Regions from separate parts of the Mus musculus genome. Here region 2 is linked to region 1. Evidence: chromatin loops called from intact Hi-C (ENCODE). Cell type or tissue: heart. All regions are shown on one strand. Links, peaks and the distances in the headings refer to the core of each region. The heading gives the core; the rest is flanking DNA.

Region 1 (9,534 bases), core at 619-8,618:
AATCCTGTGTTCTAGGAGATAGCAGATTAAGGGAGTGGGACTTTGGGCTAGATCCTACCCAGCTAAGTTTAGATCCAGGTATGGTGGTACACATTTGTAATCCCAGGAGAAAAAACCATGCAGATCTCTGAGTTCAAAGCCAGCCTGGGACAGAGTAGGCTCTAAGTGAATTAGAACTTAAATCCAGGCTTGGTGTTGCAGTCAACAAAGAAGAAAAAGGAATCGGAGACCTAAAGACCCTTTGACACCAGACATGGAGATGCAGAGTTTGGAGTTTGCCCAGCTGGTTTCCTGTCTTGCTTTGAGGTCTCCTATGCTTAAGCTTCTCCCACTGTAGAATTCCAGTCTCCAGGCTGTCTACAGAAGACCTTCTTCTTCTGGCTGCCTTTGGATCAACATATAGAACTCTTTCAGCCTCTTCACCAACACCTTGTCTGCAAGCTGTCATGCTTCCTGCCATGATGATAATGGTCTAAACCTCTGAAGGTGTAAGCCAGCCCGCAGGTAAATATTTTCTCTTAGAAGAGTTGCCTTGGTCATAGTGTCTCTTCACAGCTATGAAACCCTAACCAAGACAATGTGCTAGCTGCTTACCTTTGTCTTCTAGAAAATATCTGCCTGCTCTAAAAGTCTCAAGGTATTGATTTTACCCTCAGCATCATCAATCAGCTTTCCTCAAAAAGGTATATATATATATAAGAAAGGAAAGCAACTGCATTTTACTTTTCAGCATCTGTGATACCACAGCCCCAGAGTGCATCCTTATCCCTTTCTAAGATATGAGTCAGGCTCACAATAACTATTGCTCCCTTACAACAAATTGGCATTCAGTTTGCAAGGCACCTAAGCAGTTCTTCATCTGTTTGCTTGCAAGAGAATAAGCACAATTCAGAATCATGTCAAGAAGGTGCATCTAGCACCCCAAAGCCAGACAGGAAGAAGATGTCAATCATTTAGGCACAGAATCAAAATGGGCTCATTACTGCAGAAAATGTGTTGAGTCGTAACTATGTGTAACTCTGCAAAAGATTTCAAGAGCCAAAGAGAAAATGTGCCTTTGACCACAACAAAGGTTGACATATTTTTTCAAACATTAATAGGTTTAGGGAGATGATAATTAGTATTTGAAAGCATCTTAGTTTTCATGGGTTGGCATTAATACCATAGAAGTAAAGTTGATTTTACTTAAAATCAAATACCAACTGACTTAACTGATCAAACTTTAATGTACAAGTAGTCAGAGTGAACCCTTTAAAACATCAGGTACAAAAGCCTTAAATATTTAAAATCCAATGCCACCTTTTTCTATTTGCTATTATTTTCAAATGCCTTTTATAACCATCTTGCTAAAATTAATGGTTCAGGAGTACTGTCTTCTATGTATGTTGTGGCTGTTAAAAGTTCTACATGCTCAATGTGAAAAAAAATTTAAGGTTAAGATAATTTCGGAATTTGAGGAATTTCAAATGTTCAAAAACAGAGAGGACAGGAGAGAGAAGGAACTTAAGCAAAAGAATGAGAAAAAGAGCAAGACACAGAAGCAACTGATGAGAATACAAACAAACAAAAAAACTGACAAAAATCTGTCAAATCCCCAAATTCTGAAATCAATAAGAAATTTGGCCATCAAGACCTAAAGATTCACCAGAATTGATATTAATTTTTTTCTTTTATTCAGGGCCTTCAGATGCCTAAATACAAACTGTCTACTATTGAGCCACACCCCAGTTGCAGTATTAATGTAAATAAGTATTTTAACTCATCTAGGTGACATAATAAAAGTTAGATAACTCAAGAGCCTATGTTTTGAAACTGACAAACCAGGTGACTAGGATTCCTAAGTGTGACAAGAGGCAGGAGCAGATGATTCATCTTTGGCAAGGCTTGAGAGCTGAAGTTGACAACCAGGTCAGTGGGTAAGGAGAACTCTAAACTCTCAACAAACCCTTGAGGATTTCAGTTGTAGGAACTGTAAGAATTCCAATACCAATTACTTTGGCATCTAGAGATTCCTTTCTCACAAAGTATTGTTTTTACAAAGGAACTTGAAGATTTAATGTATGTTTATTATATTACACTGTACATTGTTTTTTTAGTTAGTTCCTACAAACTAATGAGAAAAGATTGTTAGAATTTTTGCTTAATAAGGAGTAGATGGCAGAGCGGATATGTTATTTACCCAAGTTCTCACACCAGTATGTGCAAAACGAAGTAAGGTATCCTGACCACAGAGAATAGATTTCAATTTCATGTCTCCTCTCCAATCCAGACATCCATTTAAAATACAATTTGTTTTAAATAATTTCTATGGTTCCATTTTCATAAAGAATAATTTAAAAATATTCTACTAGTCTTCAAGATTACTCAAGACTCAATACTCAAAAAGTCATGTTTAATAGGGAATTTAACTTTTTCCTTTGTGGGTAATTATTTCATTTAAATTACAGTAGTTTTTCTTTTCTAATTTTTATGAAAGAACTACAAAGTAAGCTAGAAGAAATAAGAATATTTTTGTTATTGATCTAATCTGCCAATACAGATCATTAAATCAAAGAAAATGAAGATAACAATCAAACTGAGGAAGAAAAGGAGATAGTTATGGAATTTGACAGGCAACTGGAAACATGCTTGCTAAAACTGTCTCTTGCATTTTGTTCCTCTAACCTAAATAACAGAAGGAGCAAAAGGAATCTCTTAGTCTCTCTATGTCACAATGGTGCCTTTAGGCTTCATTGTATTTCTCTGGTTGTATTTGATTTTCAAAAATGGGACCAACAGTTGTACACATATAGCATATATGTCAGTTGTGATGGACACACATACAGCATATATGTCAGTTGTGATGGACACACATACAGCATATATGTCAGTTGTGATGGGCACACATACAGCATATATGTCAGTTGTGATGGACCCACATACAGCATATATGTCAGTTGTGATGGACACACATACAGCATATATGTCAGTTGTGATGGGCAGTCCTTTCTAGACTCTCCGGGGCCCTACAGACAGTGACTGCCTGTAACTACGACATGGTTTTAGCTGTGTAAATGGCACTGCTATTGCCTTTCTCCATTTATGTCAGTGTTCTAGCTGAGGCTTCCAGAGAACATTAGACATTATTCAACCTAATGATACTTTCAGTTATCGAAAATGATTTTGTTATCCTGGACTCACATTCATTCTAATGCTAAAACTATGTTTTAAAAGACTTATTAAAATAAAATACAATGTGTTAAGTAAGATTAAATAAGATTAATCAGGAAATAAAATATTTTACATTAGCAGCAATCACAATGTAGTGTTTAAGAGATCAGTCTCTTAAAGTCTCTATGGTGAGTTTCTATGTAGCTAATAACCTCACATCTTCAATGGACACAATTCCTCTATCAAAAAGAATCGTAACGGGCAGTGGTGGCACACACCTTTAATCCCAGCACTTGGGAGGCAGAGGCAGGTGGATTTCTGAGTTCGAGGCCAGCTTGGTCTACAGAGTGAGTTCCAGGTCAGCCAGGGCTACACAGAGAAACCCTGTCTCGAAAAACCAAAGGAAAAAAAAAATAAAAAGAATCGTGTGTGTATCAATACAAACCTTTTCAGTATATTATGGAAATAGCTGTGATTAAAGAAATGCAAAAGAACACCGGTTTCATTATCAAGGCAAATCAGGAGGCTCCTAATTTCAAAGTTGATAGGCTTTCCTTTCCTAGAGAGAACCTTGTGCCCACTAATTTAAATATCCTAAGGTCTCTGCTAACTCTTAGCTGAATTCAGGGCTGTTTTATATTTACTAGAATTTACTCTTGAACGAGTTACATCCTAACAGAAAGGACAAAGTTCAAGAGAAGGCAAATGAGTTTTTCAAAGTAACAAAAGATAACTTTATACACTATTTCAGAAGGTCTCACTTTAGATACTTTCCATAACAAAACTGTGACTACATACTTATTCTCCTAGTCTTTCTTTTCAAGTAAAACCAATTTGCAAAAAGGTCTTTTTTTTTTACACCAATCTCACTCACAGGAACTAAAAGTTCATGAATCTCTTCCTCTCAAGAAGTAACTGATGCAAAGATTATGCTAGAAACAAAGACAAAACTGAGCATGAAGGATTTAATTCCACTATAAAACGAATCTTGCTCTCTCCACAAAGAAACACAAGTGTATGCAATCTAACATACTAAACCAATATTCTAATGTTTTTGATGAAGGTGGCCTGCTTTTTTCTCAACTCTATAAATCTTCATTTTTACTGGACTAGAAATGCATCCCCCTACCCTCTCCCCTGTTGCACAGTTTGCACACCTGAATTTTGCATGGTCATTCTAATCTAATCGCCCCCGACCTCTTCAGAGGCTAAATTAGCATAGTTTCTAGGCAGAGAGATTCTAGGACAGGCTGTGGATTGAGTCAGAGGCACCTAAACAGCTTTCAGGGTGGTCTCTCCTTGCAAGCGGAGCCTCCCTTTTTCCCTTTGGTATTTGGGAGACTCATCAAGGATCCAAGAGGATGCACGCGGGAACCACTGCTGGCTCCTGCCGCCTTAAAAATAAACCATCGCTCCTCTTGGAGCTGCGCTTTAGCTCGAAAAAGGCTTCCCCTCGCACGCTGATTTGATCTTCAGTGCCAGCCCATGAGGTGTGCCGCGTCCTCGAGCCTAGTTTACAAGTGAGGAAAGGATCGCGTCCACAGACCCAGTCCTAAGGGCCGCCCACTGCCAGGTGGAGGAAGGCGAATGGCAGGAGTGCCACCCGCAGCCTCTCACCTGGCGGGCCATCGAGACCCCGGAGATGGGCCTGGCGGCGGCGGCCACTCACCATCTGGAACTCCCCCCAAGTCTATGTCCGCCAGGGACTGGGCCGGGACCCCAGACCCTGACGCACCTCACGCGTCCCCGCCCCCCTCACGCTCACCGTCGGACCTCGCCAGACAGCGTCTGGAAGGGACTCAGAAGCTTCGCGTCCGCCGCAGCCTGCCGGGGTCACGGATCCTTCAGTCCCGGGCGACCGTGGCGGTGATCACCCGAAGGCCCGTGAGCTCCGGGAAAAGGAAAACCTGCTCCCAGTCAATCGGCTGACATTTCCCAGCCAGCCGGAGCTCCACCCACTTCCGCCTGCCTGTCCTCCTCCTCCTCCTCCTCCTCCTTCAATCCCGCCCGGCGCCGCAGGGAGTTGTGGGTATCTGGAGGGTTGGTCCGAAATCAGAGTGGAAGAACCCAGGCAGGACTACGAGCTAGGCTCGGAACTACAATTCCCAGCAGGCAACGGGGCGTCAGAAGGCGGCTGCTGGAGAGCGGGATGCAGAACTCCGCGCGCGCGGTGGTGATGGAACGTTGCTAGTTCGCGGGTCCAACTGCTGGGGCCCCGGGGATCACTCTAAGCCGAGCGCTAAAACAGGAGTCTGGAAGGCAGGCAGCGCTTCAATTAATTCAAGCATTCAAAACTCCTGAATCAGTGGACACCATGCATAGGTAAACCGATTGCAAAAAAACCGGACAAAACATGAATGAACCGTTTGAATTCTTTTAGGCCGCGAATGTTGCTTCTTGTTCAAATAATCTGGTTATGTGAATGTTTGCTTAGAGAAAAAGGATGGATGAATGCTTTAGTGCGAATATCAATGTGGAGTTTAATTTGGCTTCCTAATTAAGTTTTCCTTCCTCTACTTTGAGTCATGGTATCAGTGCCGTCCCTCTTTTTCCCTCCACGGGAAGAAATTATTGAGGCCTTCTGCGTGACCATAAATCCCAAAGCCTTTCAAAGTATATATGTTCCCGATTTTTCTCTTTCATTCTTGTATTTCTCTCGCTTGTAGGCACGTTTAAAAAATGCAGTACTGTCACTTGCTGGGACTTTTCTCCACTCCATTCTTTACTCTTCTTTCATGCCTACCTTGGAATTATTTAGGGGTGTATTTTCAAAAGGAATAGAGAATGTCTGCCCTTCTGCAGGAAGCACCTTCAGGAGATTCCGGACCAGAGTGGCAACGTCACCACCAGCTTCACGTGGGGATGGGATTCCAGCAAGACTTCTGAACTGCTATCAGGCATGGGTGTCTCGGCCTTGGAGAAGGAGGAGGTGGACAGTGAGAACATCCCACATGGACTGCTCTCAAACCTCGGCCACCCCCAGAGCCCTCCAAGGAAACGAGTCAAGGGCAAAGGGAGTGACAAAGACTTTGTGATCATCCGTCGGCCGAAGCTTAGTCGGGAGAACTTTCCAGGTAATGCACAACACTAAGATCCAAACTGTATTGTAATGGGTTGAACTATTTTGTTTTAACTAAATTCGATTGAATTATTTCCTTGGGGAATCTTTTTGGATCGGTGCCTAAAATTGCCTAGTTTTGGTGCCTAAAATTGCCTAGTTTGGAAGTGTGGCAGTGAAATGGATTCCAGTCATTAAGTCTTCAGGAATCTTGGTTGGTCTTTATCTTGTGGTCAACAATTGACTTGAAGCTTTTTTCCTGCCCTTTTCCTTAGAAAGGAATCTTCCTGCTCAAAGTCCAGCTCAGTACACTGACATATGGGAACAGAAGCAGGGATCTTAGAGGGTCCCCTTTTGTCTCTATATACTTCTTTGTATCTGAGCAAGCTTTGTATGGTAATGACTTAGATTATTGGTAGGCACATTAGGAAGGTAAATGTTACTAAGTAGAAGAGACTTAGATTGCTCCGCTTGCAAGCAGGCCCTTGGGGGTGTGGTGTTTCCCTTACTGTGACATTGCATCTACAGTCATAGAACCCTGAAATGTGGTCTCATCCCCACTGCCCCCACTACCCAGCTAGTCACTGTGTCTTTCACTCTTGTGTGGCAGCTGTTTCAAGCTTTCATCATCTCTTCCTGGATTATTGTAATAGATTTATATTGTCAGCTTTCTTCTCAGCTCTGTCTCCAGGAGGCAGGGTGGATTGATGAGATCAGAATTTACCTGAAATTCTTCTCTCACTAGTGACTCCCACTCCTTGATTCCCCAAACATTTTTAAATAAAGCGCCTCCAGGGCAGATCCAGACTCAAGGACTGGCAGCCTTAGAGTAAATATAGTGTGTTGACCTGAGGCTTGTCAAGGTTTCCCCACCCCCACCCCCTAGTCATTTAAAAAAGTGATTCAGGGTCGGGCAGTGGTAGCACACGCCTTTAATCCCAGGATTTAGGAGGCAGAGGCAGGCGGATTTCTGAGGCCAGCCTGGTCTACAGAGTGAGTTCCAGGACAGCCAGGGCTACACAGAGAAACCCTGTCTCAAAAGAGTGATTCAGGAAGTGTTTTTGAGAGCACACTGTCCTCCACAGTATAGTGGCTCCAGATAATAGCAGTGAACAAAACAGACAAATCCTAGAACTTCCATTCTAGTGAGGAAATGCTGGAAGTCCAATGGATATGGTACTTTCTGTAACATGTTAGGCCAACGTGGCTAAAAACAAAGAGGGGGTCAAACTGAGGCAGAATGGAGGAAGTCTTGGAATCTGAAGATAGATTGCAAACTGGTTATTGGCTGACATCCTTATTTGGGCTGTGACCTTTAAGCAAAGACAAGGGGAGAATGCAGGAATACGCGTGAAAATGTCCCTTGGCATAGGGAACCTAAAGTAAAGGGAAGCCACATAAGATGCTGGAGAACAGGAAAGCAGAGTGAGAGTGGACAGAGTAGGGAGAGGTGCGGCCTCAGGTGGGGCTGATCTTTCCTCATTGGAACACTCACTCCTCTCCCCTCGTTCAGTGTCGTCCATTGAGACAGGGTTTCTTTGTTTGTAGTGTAACTCACTGGCCTCCAACTCAGACAGGCTGGCCTCCAGCTCAGAGATCTGCCTGCCTCAAGTGCTGGGATTAAAAGAGTGGACCATTGGCGCCCCGGCTCGGTGACCCCTCCAAAGGGACACATTGGTTAGCTGAGGCTGAACTGTATCGGGTAGAGGATAGGCAGCAGACCCCTAGAGATTTATGTAGAGCAGTGAGAGAATGATAAGCCGTGGTCAGGATGAAAGCAGTGGAAGAGGTGACCAAAGTCTAAACTAAAATTGGGTGAGGAATGGAAAAAGACGTTGAAGAAAGCATCAGAGTGAAGCCTTGCAAAGCCAGCGTAAAGAAATGGATTCTTCCGTCCTTCCTTCGGGCGCTGTCTGCAGACAGGGTGGTGAGCAGATCCGTGGCTTGCTTGAAAATCCCTGTTTTGTAGTCCCCTGTGGTGTCTCATGCCTTTGAACCCAGTACACCAGTGGCCAAAGCTGGCAGATCTCTGTGAATTGGAAGCTCTTTGGCCTATACAGTGACTTCCAGGACAACCAGGGCTACGCAATGAGACTCTTGTCTCAAAAAAAAAAAATTCTGTTTGGGCTTCTCAATACTTTTTTGGAAAGGGAGTCATCTTCAGGTTATAGCATGTGAGTCCACATTAATGCCAGGTATGGTGGCACGTCTCTCTGGTCCCAGTTTAAGAGGCTGTAGTCAGAAGATGGGGATTTCTAGAAAGCATGAGCCTCGCAGTAAGACTGTCTCAAAGTGAAAACATAACTGAATATATAATAATATATGAGATTAACTAGAGGGGTATGGAAGTAAGTTCAGACAAATCTACATTTAAACCTTGATGCTGCCATTGGGAGCTACCTTGGGAAGTGACTTGAACTTTCTGGGCCTTAGTTTCCTTATCTGTGAAATGGAGCAATAATTCCTACTTAAAGTGTTCATCTGAACATTGAGTAAAACTGTAAAGGTCTTAGTATGACAGTGGCTTATAATAGGTAATGGTCCACACAGTTTCTGACACTGGCTTGAGAAGCATCCTCTGTCTACAGTAATGTTAATCTGACTCTGCACATATAGAAATCTTTTTCTTTATAAAACTTAAAGTGACTCTTATTTTTAGAGCCTGGGTTTTTAACAGTAGCAATTTGGTGTTTGACCAACCAAATGTGGTGAGATAGATCCTGCTAAGATGAGTAGGTTTTGATTAACTTGCCCATTGTACATAGCTTTGGTTATAAAATATGACATCTACGTGTCCACAGATGTAGGACAAAAGTCATCTTTGAAGCAAAACACTGTGAGGACCCAGACAGAACATAAGGGAGGGTTGCTGTTTCTTAGGAGTTTCAAAATGGAGTTGAAGAGGAAGGACAAAGTATATAGCAGCTGCACACAGCTACATGCCTGCCAGGAAGACAGAGGTGTTAGTAGTAGCTCAGACCCTGAGTGTCCTCAGGGCTGGAAGGAGGGAAGGAGCCCCTTGTGCAGAAGTGACTCATTTCCCATCCCAGTGGATGTGTGGAGTCCTTGGCTACTTGGCAAAGCAAAGGTGTTGGGGAGAGAGGAACTGAACTGGTCCAATCAGTGAGTCTACGTCTGCATTTCTTTTTTCTTGTTATGTTTGGGTTTTTTTGTTTGTTTTTTGAGACAGGGTTAGCTTTGTCTTGACCATCCTGGGCTTTGTAGACTAGGCTGGCCTTGAACTCTCAGAGATCTTCCCGCCTCTGCCTTCCAAGTGGTATGATTAAAGGTGTGCACCATTACCCTGGCTTTTTTTTTTTTTTTTA
Region 2 (9,534 bases), core at 930-8,929, 69 kb after region 1:
TAAACAATGCATGCACTAAATAAAAACACTGAGGAAGCACACTAAGTCAACCTAAAGCTTTCAGGATGCTGATAGTACTGTATAATTATCCCTAACAAGTTTTTATTTAAACAATGGCCACACTTTTATTTACTGGCTATGTGCCACCAACACAGGTGGGGGCAGAGGACAACCTGAGAAGTCGGTTCTCTTCTCCCACTGTGTGCCTTGGATGTCCCACTCCGGTCCTCAGTCTTGCTTTCCCCACTGGGCCCTCTGGGAAGCACTGGCGGGTGTTTATAATGTGGATTTTTAAGTTATAGACTCTATTACAGACATGCTTCGTGAAAGAGGCAGCACTCCAGAACTGCAGGGGCCTCCAAGCACCTACTTTAAAGGAAAACAAAACAAAACAAAACAAAAAACAAGCACCAACTCCGCATGGCTGGGGACGACACAGCTTAGTGGCAGAGCCCTCCATAGCATGCACGAGGCCCTGGGTTTGATGCCAGCAGTGTCAAATGAACTAATTAGCCCGTCACAAGCGTTAACTCCAACAAGTTTTTAGTTCATTTTGGTGATCTTAGAAAAGCAACCTGTTTTGGAAATGTCCAAATCAATAATACTTTAAGTATAAGAACATTTTCACTAGGTGACCCATCCTTGCGTGAATGCCAATCTGTTGCAAAAATGGGTCAAATTTCTAACATGATGCATATCTAATGGTTCATGATAAAGAAAAAAAAAAACAAAACATAATTCCTCTAAGGCATGAAGTTAACTGTCGCGGCGGCTGGCATTTAAAATTATATACCTCTGTGACTTATCAGTAAAAGTGAAGTGAAGCCAACTTCCACTTCTCTGGTCACGATGTAAACATGCAGCAATAAACAAAAGACTTGGGTCTCCACAGAACTGACTTCCCACACTTCAGACCCCAGGAAGAGCGACCAGGGTTTGGAAGGCAAAGCCTCTGTCTGGCGCGGCGCGTATAGTTGGCCATAGGCTTGCAGCTAGCACTCCCCCAGGCAACGCAGCTAACAGTGAAGACTAGAAAGATCAGACAGAGCATTCAGCTACGGTGGCATTCAAGGTCCCTCTTCTCCAAAGCTCAGGGACTTATTTCTTATTTCGGTTAAGAGAAGGCCCAGCAGGCAGACAAGCTGTAAACTCTGGCGGCTGCTCAGAGCAGGAAGATGAAGAAGAGAGGAAACTATACTGTCTGCACGTCAATCTTTTCCTCTGAATGCAAATATTTGTGGAATGAGGTATACTCTCAGCCTCTGTTTTCCACATTATGCTACACGGAACTTAAAATCTTTTCTGACTGACACCAAAACCATCATTTGTTTAATTTGTTTCTCAAACATTTTAGCCTGAAACTCCTTTAGAGAGCCCATGGTGGTGATCACTGCCTTACCAGCTAATATGGAGTACTGCCAGATGGCAATAAGGCCCGATGTGAAAAAGCTGGCCCCAGCCTCAGGAGGAAGAGGACCAGCATCAGAATCATTTCCCCATGATCTGGATGAGGGCAGGGATGGGGTGGGCTGAAGGGTAGGGAGAAGAGCAAGATAGAACACCTGACGTTAAGTAAGAAATCATCACACTGGCATTTTTCATCATGTCTTTATAATATTTAACTTAACCTTGGTAGGCAGAGGCAAATATCAAGGACTTCTTAAAGGGTTATGTCTGAAGCTTCCCTCAAAGGATGAAGAGGAACTGGAAGACAGAAAACATGTATATCTCTGAGTCACCCATAGAAATTTTAGGCACATGGTTCAGAGAAACAAAGTGCGGGAATTCTCTACACTGAATCAGAACCGTGAGAGGGAAGGGGGGGAGGGGCAGGAATCTGCACTTCAGTCCATTCTTCGGGTTGAAGGGAGCCTCTGGGTGCTGAGAAGCTAGGAGCCAAGCAGCCAGATGTTCAGCCTCAGATAGAGCACTCAGGGGCCTGAGGCTGGGAGAGCTGATAACAAGAAGGTTCGGTTAGGAGGCCCTGCCTGGCAGGACACCAGGTCACATTCTTTAACTTGGTGACTAGTTACACAACTGACTGCATTTGTGCAGAAAAGAGTTTATCTGCCCACTACCACAACCTAAGACATACCTGTGTGTGTGTGTGTGTGTGTGTGTGTGTGTGTAACAAGAGGAAACAGAAGCAAATCGTTACATCCCTACCTAAGAACCAGCTACCAAGGCAATAAACAGAAATAATTTAATCAAAAAGATGTGTCATTAAGTGAGCTTACTTTATCTTATCATATCTAAAAAAGGAAGCCATTAAAGATGCTTCCTCTGAAATTATAACAGAATGAGAGGAGGCAAAGTGAAAACAGCCCTTTCTTATCTGATTTGTACAATTAAGTATTTTAAATAACACTTTTTCTTTGGCAAACAAAGTGTAGTTTGGGCAATAATATCCTAGCCAGATCAGTTTTGTTGTGTCTAACATGTGACTGTCAAGGAGTCCAGTCAGGAGCCCTGCCTCTGCCTCTGCCTCCAGCTTCACCTCTTGTGGCACAAATAGGCTGGAAGAGTCGTTTATGCCTTTGCAAGATCACAGGACTTGGAAGCAAAATCCTTAACTAAAAGTCTTCCATCCCCCAAGGTAAGTCATTAACCACTCAATGGGAAGAAAGGCAAAACTCTGAAACGATGCAAAACTACCAGGGAGATTAATTGAGAAGTCAAAATTTTGCCCCAAGCTAAAGGATATAATCCTGGCTTCATGGATTAAAAAGATACTTCATGTAACTCTTTACCTTCACAGAGTCAGAAATCCAGACACTTCCTGCGAGTAAACTACTGAAGACATCATCTGTTAATCTATTATTTGCATTTTAACAAGGACCTCCAAATAGAGAACTATTCTGCATGAGCACACACGCATGTGCGCACACACACACACAAGTTAAAAGAGGAGAATGCTTTCATACAAATCTTGTTGCCATAACATTATGAAAACAGTAGCCAGGGTAGCAGTGGCCTGAAGCAAGACTTTGGGCATTTTCTTTTATAACCAATTCATGAGTAAGTTTGACCCCAACAATATAGTAAACAACATAAAATTCTTTCCGTCCCTACCTTCATGGCGTAGAACTTCACAAAGCCTATTATTCCTGAGCTGTTCTTATCAGAGGTATATCTAAAGCAATCTCACTGCAAACACTGTCCTGACATCAATGCAAAACCAATTCCGATCAGTAAGTTAGGGAAACACTAAAACTGCAGCCTTTTGGTGATCACAAGACTGCTGTAGAGCCCATACTTCAAAGCTGGCCTGTTCTAGCTCATCACCCAGTGACAAACATTAGGAGGCTTCTCTACTCAAAGAGGGAGTTCCAAGTTTTTGAAGACACCGATTACCCCTACATTTTAGGAAGTTTTATTTTGGGCCATCTCGTGCAGAGATACAAGAGTTAATCTCAATTCAAACGCCATCCCGCTTCCGGAATCCTTGAAATAATTTCAAAATGCCGGCTCCAGAACGGACCTTGGAAGCTATTTAGCCCAACCCATCAGGAACTAGGTGAAACTTTTGAAAGCTAGCATTGCAACACAAACGTTTTGTTTCACTCATGAGGGTCAGAGAAGAGAAACCCTGTCTTGAAAAACCAAAAAAAAAAAAAAAAAAAAAAAAAAAAAGCACAAAGGATATCAGTCAATCCAACCAGGGAGAGCCTTGCGTCCTGGCGTTCAATCCCACCCTCTGTGGGGTAGAGCTGAGAGTCCCGGTTCACTTCTGTTGGTTTGCTTTTTCTTGTGTGTACTATTTTAAATCCAGAGACGCTCAGATAAAATTGTGTGAGACTAAGCATACATGATATTTCACAATTTCTAAAAGGTGAACCTTGCAGAGTCGGGCATGTAACCAAAAGGACACGCCTCTTTTTCCAAAATAGAAACAAAGTACTCTCATCTAGCCCACAATCCCCCCCACTTCATTGCATTCATTTCACTCAACTACACAAACTACGCCAGCCAAACGGCTGATACTCTACTAAAGACTGCAAATGTTTTCTAGAAATACTTTCAAACACTTGGGGGAAAGAGAAAAATTTGCACTGATTTCTACCTTGTCAACTTGCCAAACAATACTGACAAGATGCAGCAGCTAGGCAAGGATTTACAATTTGTTTCCCCTGTGTCTAAAATAAAAATGTGAAGGTAAGGGCATCATTTTAGAACAGCCAGCCTACTTATTCTTGTACATAACTTAGTAATGCTTATATACAATTCAGTCTAAAGCCTTCGGGTGTCTGGAGTCAACAATTACAGGCATAACTGTGGGGGGGGGGGTTCCTAAATAAATTGCTAACAGCCCATTTCCCAAAAGTTACTGGGTAGCACAAAATCAATTTTTTTTTTCAAAAATGGGGAAGCTCGAACTCTGGGTTTAATCCTTCCCACACACACACACGCATGGCATACCTGGCAACGCTATTAGTAAATACACCAAACACGGTGTATGGCGGAGGCCCTGTTACTTCAGGGTTCATGCCTTCTCCCCATTAGCCGGCATACTTGTTCCTTTTCTGACCTTCCAACACAAAAACCCATCTCGGGTCAGCTTTCCTGCCTCGCTGTCCCAGGTGCTTGCTTTTCAAGCAGTAAGAGACCCTGAAGGGACAGGCGACCACAATCCAGCAGGGCTTTCCCTGGCCAGGCCTCTGTCCCCAGGCGAGAAGGGGGTGTGACCGCGGCACTTCGGCCCTCTCTCCGCCACCAGTGGCTGTGCTGGAGAATTTCCTTTCTCCCGGTGGTCTGGGGAGAGGTCCCCAGGACAAACAGGGCGAACAACCCTCATCTTCTCAGCGATGGGAGTCCGTGCTACCGAGGCGGGGGCGAGGACACACGTGGCTTCCCAAGTCCCGGTCCCAGGAGCCCCCTCTAAGGCAGGCTCAGGGCGCCCCAGTCCCATGCCCGAGGGGCCCCACAGGCAATCGGAGGAAGGTTGTCGGGCTTTGGGGGTGTCCTGTGGCCCGTCGCCCCCCACCCCCACCCCGAGTACCGGCCGTCCCCCGCCAGGACCCACCAGCTGCTTCAGGTCCTCCTCCGAGAGCTCCGCGTAGCGGTACCGCTGCTGCTCGAACTCGTAGCGGGTGGTTTTCGCCACCACCACCACCCGCGAGGGGCGGAAGCCGCCGTCGGCGGGGCTACCACCGCCCGCCAGCTCGCGCGGCTGCCCGTGCCCCAAGTGCCGCCGGCCGTCCGCGCCCGAGCCCGAACCCCGCAGAGCCGCGCGGCCACCCGCCACGCGCCGGCAGCTGCCCAGCAGGAAGCCCCGGTAGCAAGTCATGATCCGCGGGGCCGCGGGTGCAGGCTCGCGCTCCCTGCCGCCAGCACCGCGCCGGCCGCGCACAGGTTAAGTGCGGGGACGTGCGTGGAACGCGCCGGGGGGGGGGGGGACGTGCCCAGACGCACGCGAGGGCGGAGAGGCCCCGGGAGGCCCCGGGAGGCGGGGATCCGGGCTGGCCCCCGGGCAGTGGGTTTTATTTGTTTGTTTATCCGTTTTCTTGGGCGCCTGCGCAGTGGCCTCTCGGCCCGGCCCCACCTCCCTCTTCACCCTTTCAGGGAGGCCGCTCTAAGCCCGCCCCCGGGCCAGATCTGTCAGCTAATCAGAGGTCGGGAAGGTTTGGGAGCCCGAGGGGCTGCGGGGATTGGCTGGGGCTGGGAAAGGGACGAAATTCTATTTGGCTTTCGAGCTGCCCGAAGAAATCCAGTTGGAACTGGTCTGGGCGGCGTTGGGGGTGCAGGCGGAGTTTTGAGCGCCTGGCGGGAAAGCAAGTTTCTTGCGCATCTTCCTCTAGTTGCTTTCATTTTTGCTTGCTTTCTGGGTAGTTGGTCATGCTCGTCTAGGGTAAATTTTAACCAGTGTCTGCTGGATGGCTGATGTGGCCGTCGCTGGAGTAAGAGCTGGGGGCGGTGACCTCGCTCCAAACGGCTTCGTTTTGCAGGGCCTGATGGCAAATAAAGATGCCGAGCCCTTTATTAGAGAGGAATTAGAGCTAACCGAGAAGGATCACAGAGCATTAGCCCGAGCTCCGGTGACCACCAAAAGACCACCAGCCTAGAGAGGCAGTGCTGTCAGGGAGAAAGGAGGAGGATAATGAGGGAAGGAGTCTTGTCTAGTCCTGTGTGTCTGTCTAGACCGCGAGATAAGGTTGGAAAGCTGTGTAGGACCAGACTGAAGGGTTAAAAATGTTTTGCACTTTATCCTGTAGGCAAGCTCAGAGCAGTGTTTGATGATTATTGATCTGACTTTGGAATGTTGGGTAGGTAGTCCTTGAAGCTAGAGCAAGGGAAGTTACTGAGTCTGTGGGAACAGTTACACAACCATAGAGATGTAGGCTGATTAAGAATAAAAGGGAAAGCTACAATGAAGGGAAAGTCATAAGACAGGGTAGGTGGCCACTGCCCTGAGGTCCTTGCTGTGGCGTCCTTTCCTTTGCGATCCTGGCACTCCCAGTAAGTGGCCTCTGGATTCCGGGCATGCTATTTCATGTTTGTGACACTCAGATGCCTCTGTGATATCGAACCTGTTTTCTCTTTCACGTCACAGAAAACTACACTTTTGACTCCCACTTCTAGCTGGAAACATCTCAATGGGATATCCTAGTCAAATCTTATTTTGGATCCTTTCTTCTGCCTCTTCCAAAACATTGCTTCATTACACCATCCTCTCGGATGTGTCTTGAATTCTCTCAGGAAAACCCCTGCTGGGTTTTCCACTTCAGTCCTTAAGATTCCCATGTCTAGGACATTTAAAACTTTAAAGATTGAAAGAGCCTTCTACACCCCAGTTGTTTACCTGTTCCCTAACTCCCACTTACTGATATATTCAGCGGTTCTCAACCTCTGGGTCATATATCCGATGTATGTATATCCGATATGTTCATTATGTTTCATCACAGTAGCAAACTTACAATTCTTTTTTTTTTTTTTTTTTTTGGTATCATAACCAATTTCTCACTATTCTTTTTTTTTTAACTTAGGAGTAAGTTTTTTTTGTTGTTTTGTTTTTATTTTTTATTGGCTATTTTCTTCATTTACATTTCAAATGCTATCCCAAAAGTCCCCCTATACCCTCCTCCCTCCCCCTGCCCTGATCCCCTACCCACCCATTCCCACTTCTTGGCGCTGGCTTTCCCCTGTACTGGGGCATATAAAGTTTGCTAGACCGAGGGTGCTCTCTTCCTAATGATGGCCAAGTAACTATGGTTGGGGGTCACCACAACATGAGGAACTGTATTAAAGGGTTGCAGCGTTAAGAAGGTGGAGAACCACTGATACAGGTTCAGGACAGAATAATCGGTTCATTCTTGCAGCCAACCTTTTTTGGGGGTGGGAAACAGGGCAGGCTGGGGGCGGTCAGTTGAGGGAACTGCCAAGGGTTTCATCTCCTTCCTGTGCTTACTTAGCCACTATTTGCAAAGTTACCAAATGAGCAGGTGGCTGTTCAGAAGAGCCCATTTAACTCTTAAACCACTGGGGTTTGTGAAGCGCAGAAGTGCCTCCATTCTTTCTGTTGCTGCATGCCAGCAGTCCCTAATGGCATTCCTTCTTCCTTTCAGTCCCCCTCTTTCTAGACCCTTCTCTTGGATGTAGCTCCTGCCCTTGTCTCCTCTAGCCTTCTCCCTGGTCATTTTCCACCCCTACTCCACTCTCTGTTGTGTAATGAAGAGTTTGGGCTTTGAAGGACTGTATCAAATCGCAACTTTGCTGTGTATTTACTTTGTGAACCTTGAACTGGTTGCCTAACCTTTCTGAGCCGATTGTCTTATTTATCAACAGTAGCTACCTTGTAAAGTTGTACGGAAATGGATAAATACCTAACCCTGTGTCCACTGTAAATTAGACCCGAGACTTATTAGCTCCCTTTGCCTTAAATGACTTCAGCTATTACCAACATCTTTAGCTCATACCGTTCTTCTGAACTTCAAATCTTTATTTATAGCTTACTATATAGGATGATGTCACTTCAGTTCAAATGTACATGTTGTCAGTGGACACAAAATTCTATTTGAGTAGAACATCCTATCAGGTGCTAGAAATTGAATGATAAGAGGTCAAACAATAGTAGAATTTTAGAGTGCTTTATAAGAATTAAGAGGAGCACATTTAGAAGAATGCCCTAAAGTAACAGTAAAATAGTAGAGCCATCAAGAATGAGAAAGGGTTTCTGCAGAAGAAGTAACATAAACAAATGTGTCGAGACCCAGTGGCGAAGCAACTTAGAATTCCTTGTGAACTGTGAGCAGTAGACAACACTGGGAGGCGATGGGGAAAGCTAATGCCAAGTGTTATGACCACACCAAGGAGCTTGGCTTTTATGCGATATATACTAGAAAGCAGCAAAGATGGCATAATTAGCTTTGCAAAGTCATTAAAAGATTTCTTAAAAGACATGCAATAAATAAACCCCTGAAGAAATGTTCAGTCATATTAAAAATCAGAAAGATACAAACTAAGATCATCGTGAAATAGCTTTTATCCAATAGATGGTAGAAATTTTAAAATCCTAGTAATATTCTAGTGAGAATCCTATCAAATCATCAGGACCTTACTAGGCGAGACCATTCCTCAATCGTCTAAATAATTCCACCATTACTAAGGTTTACAAATACTCTCTTAGACACCCTATTGTATTCTCATATTCCAGTTTGATAACTAGAAGAAGTCTGATATAAAAAAAAGTAATCAGTATAGTAGAGTATACACTGGAGGTATGATCTAACTAATGCAAAAACACAAAACTCCTGGAACTCACTGGACTGGGTATCAGTTACACTCTCACACAAAAGTGAAATTTTAAAGATAGCAAATTTTAAACTCTAATACCACTGGGATAATATGGCAAAGCCAATATGGCTTTCTAATGAATGATCCATGCAACTACATGATACTTGCACCCTAAAAGCTAATACTACTCTTCCTAACATTTTATGAAAACACTGTCTATCACTGATATCTGCAGCTTGGAGATTTCCAAAGGTCTTAAATGTACTCTTCCCAGACTCGACAACACTCATGCACATGTCACTCTGTGAAAGATGCATTCCCCTCTTCATAATATTCATACAGTCTAGGACTTGAAGAGCTATTTTTCCCTGTGGTTGAAGGGCATCTTTGATAATAATCAATGTGTGTGGTGGTTTGATAAATGTCCCCGTAGGTTCAGGTGTGTGAACACTTAGTCTCTGGTTGGTGACACTGGGATAGAACCTTTAGGAAGTGTGTCACTGGCTTTGAAGGTTTATAGCCTGATCTTACTTCTGGTTCGCTGTTTTCCATGTGTGGCTGGAGATGTGAACTCCTAGCTTCCTGCGCTGCCTGCCTGCCTGCAAGGCTTCCCCATCGTTGTGTGTTCTTTCTCTGTAACTGTAAACCCAAATCACTCTTCCTTCTGTAAGTACCCTTGATTCTGATTCTGTATCACAGCAACACAAAGGATGTAAGATAATATTTTGTAGCAGGAAATGTTTTAATGATTCATCAATTATGCTAAACAATTAGAGTAAATACTATTGAAAGACAATATTTAGA

What was found. Hi-C counts contacts between places; a loop is a spot of excess contacts. Peaks named below come from ENCODE experiments on the same cell type or tissue, not always from the same donor. Only the 100,000 strongest peaks of a DNase experiment are listed, where the experiment ranks them.
Region 2: a loop joins it to region 1, with 4 times the contacts of the local background. A loop is called at or near these places in 8 of 42 quality-filtered maps.

What each region holds. Positions count from the first base shown.
Region 1 is chr15:9,136,122-9,145,655 of GRCm38, reverse strand. Skp2 (S-phase kinase-associated protein 2) reads left to right here and starts at 5,202. Exons shown (of 10, transcript NM_013787.3): 1 at 5,202-5,472; 2 at 5,953-6,224. The coding sequence starts at 5,465. Lmbrd2 (LMBR1 domain containing 2) reads right to left here and starts at 5,086. Exons shown (of 18, transcript NM_177178.3): 1 at 4,916-5,086. In heart, for the core only: no CTCF peak of the experiment used is centred there; a DNase peak (open chromatin) is centred at 5,195; H3K4me3 peaks cover 3,212 bases; H3K27ac peaks cover 2,539 bases.
Region 2 is chr15:9,067,255-9,076,788 of GRCm38, reverse strand. Nadk2 (NAD kinase 2, mitochondrial) reads right to left here and starts at 5,529. Exons shown (of 13, transcript NM_001040395.4): 1 at 5,024-5,529. The coding sequence starts at 5,287. It overlaps Ranbp3l (RAN binding protein 3-like), which reads right to left. Exons shown (of 14, transcript NM_198024.2): 14 at 9,454-9,534. In heart, for the core only: CTCF peaks have their summits at 4,731 and 5,772; DNase peaks (open chromatin) are centred at 1,948, 4,868 and 5,568; H3K4me3 peaks cover 5,742 bases; H3K27ac peaks cover 5,869 bases.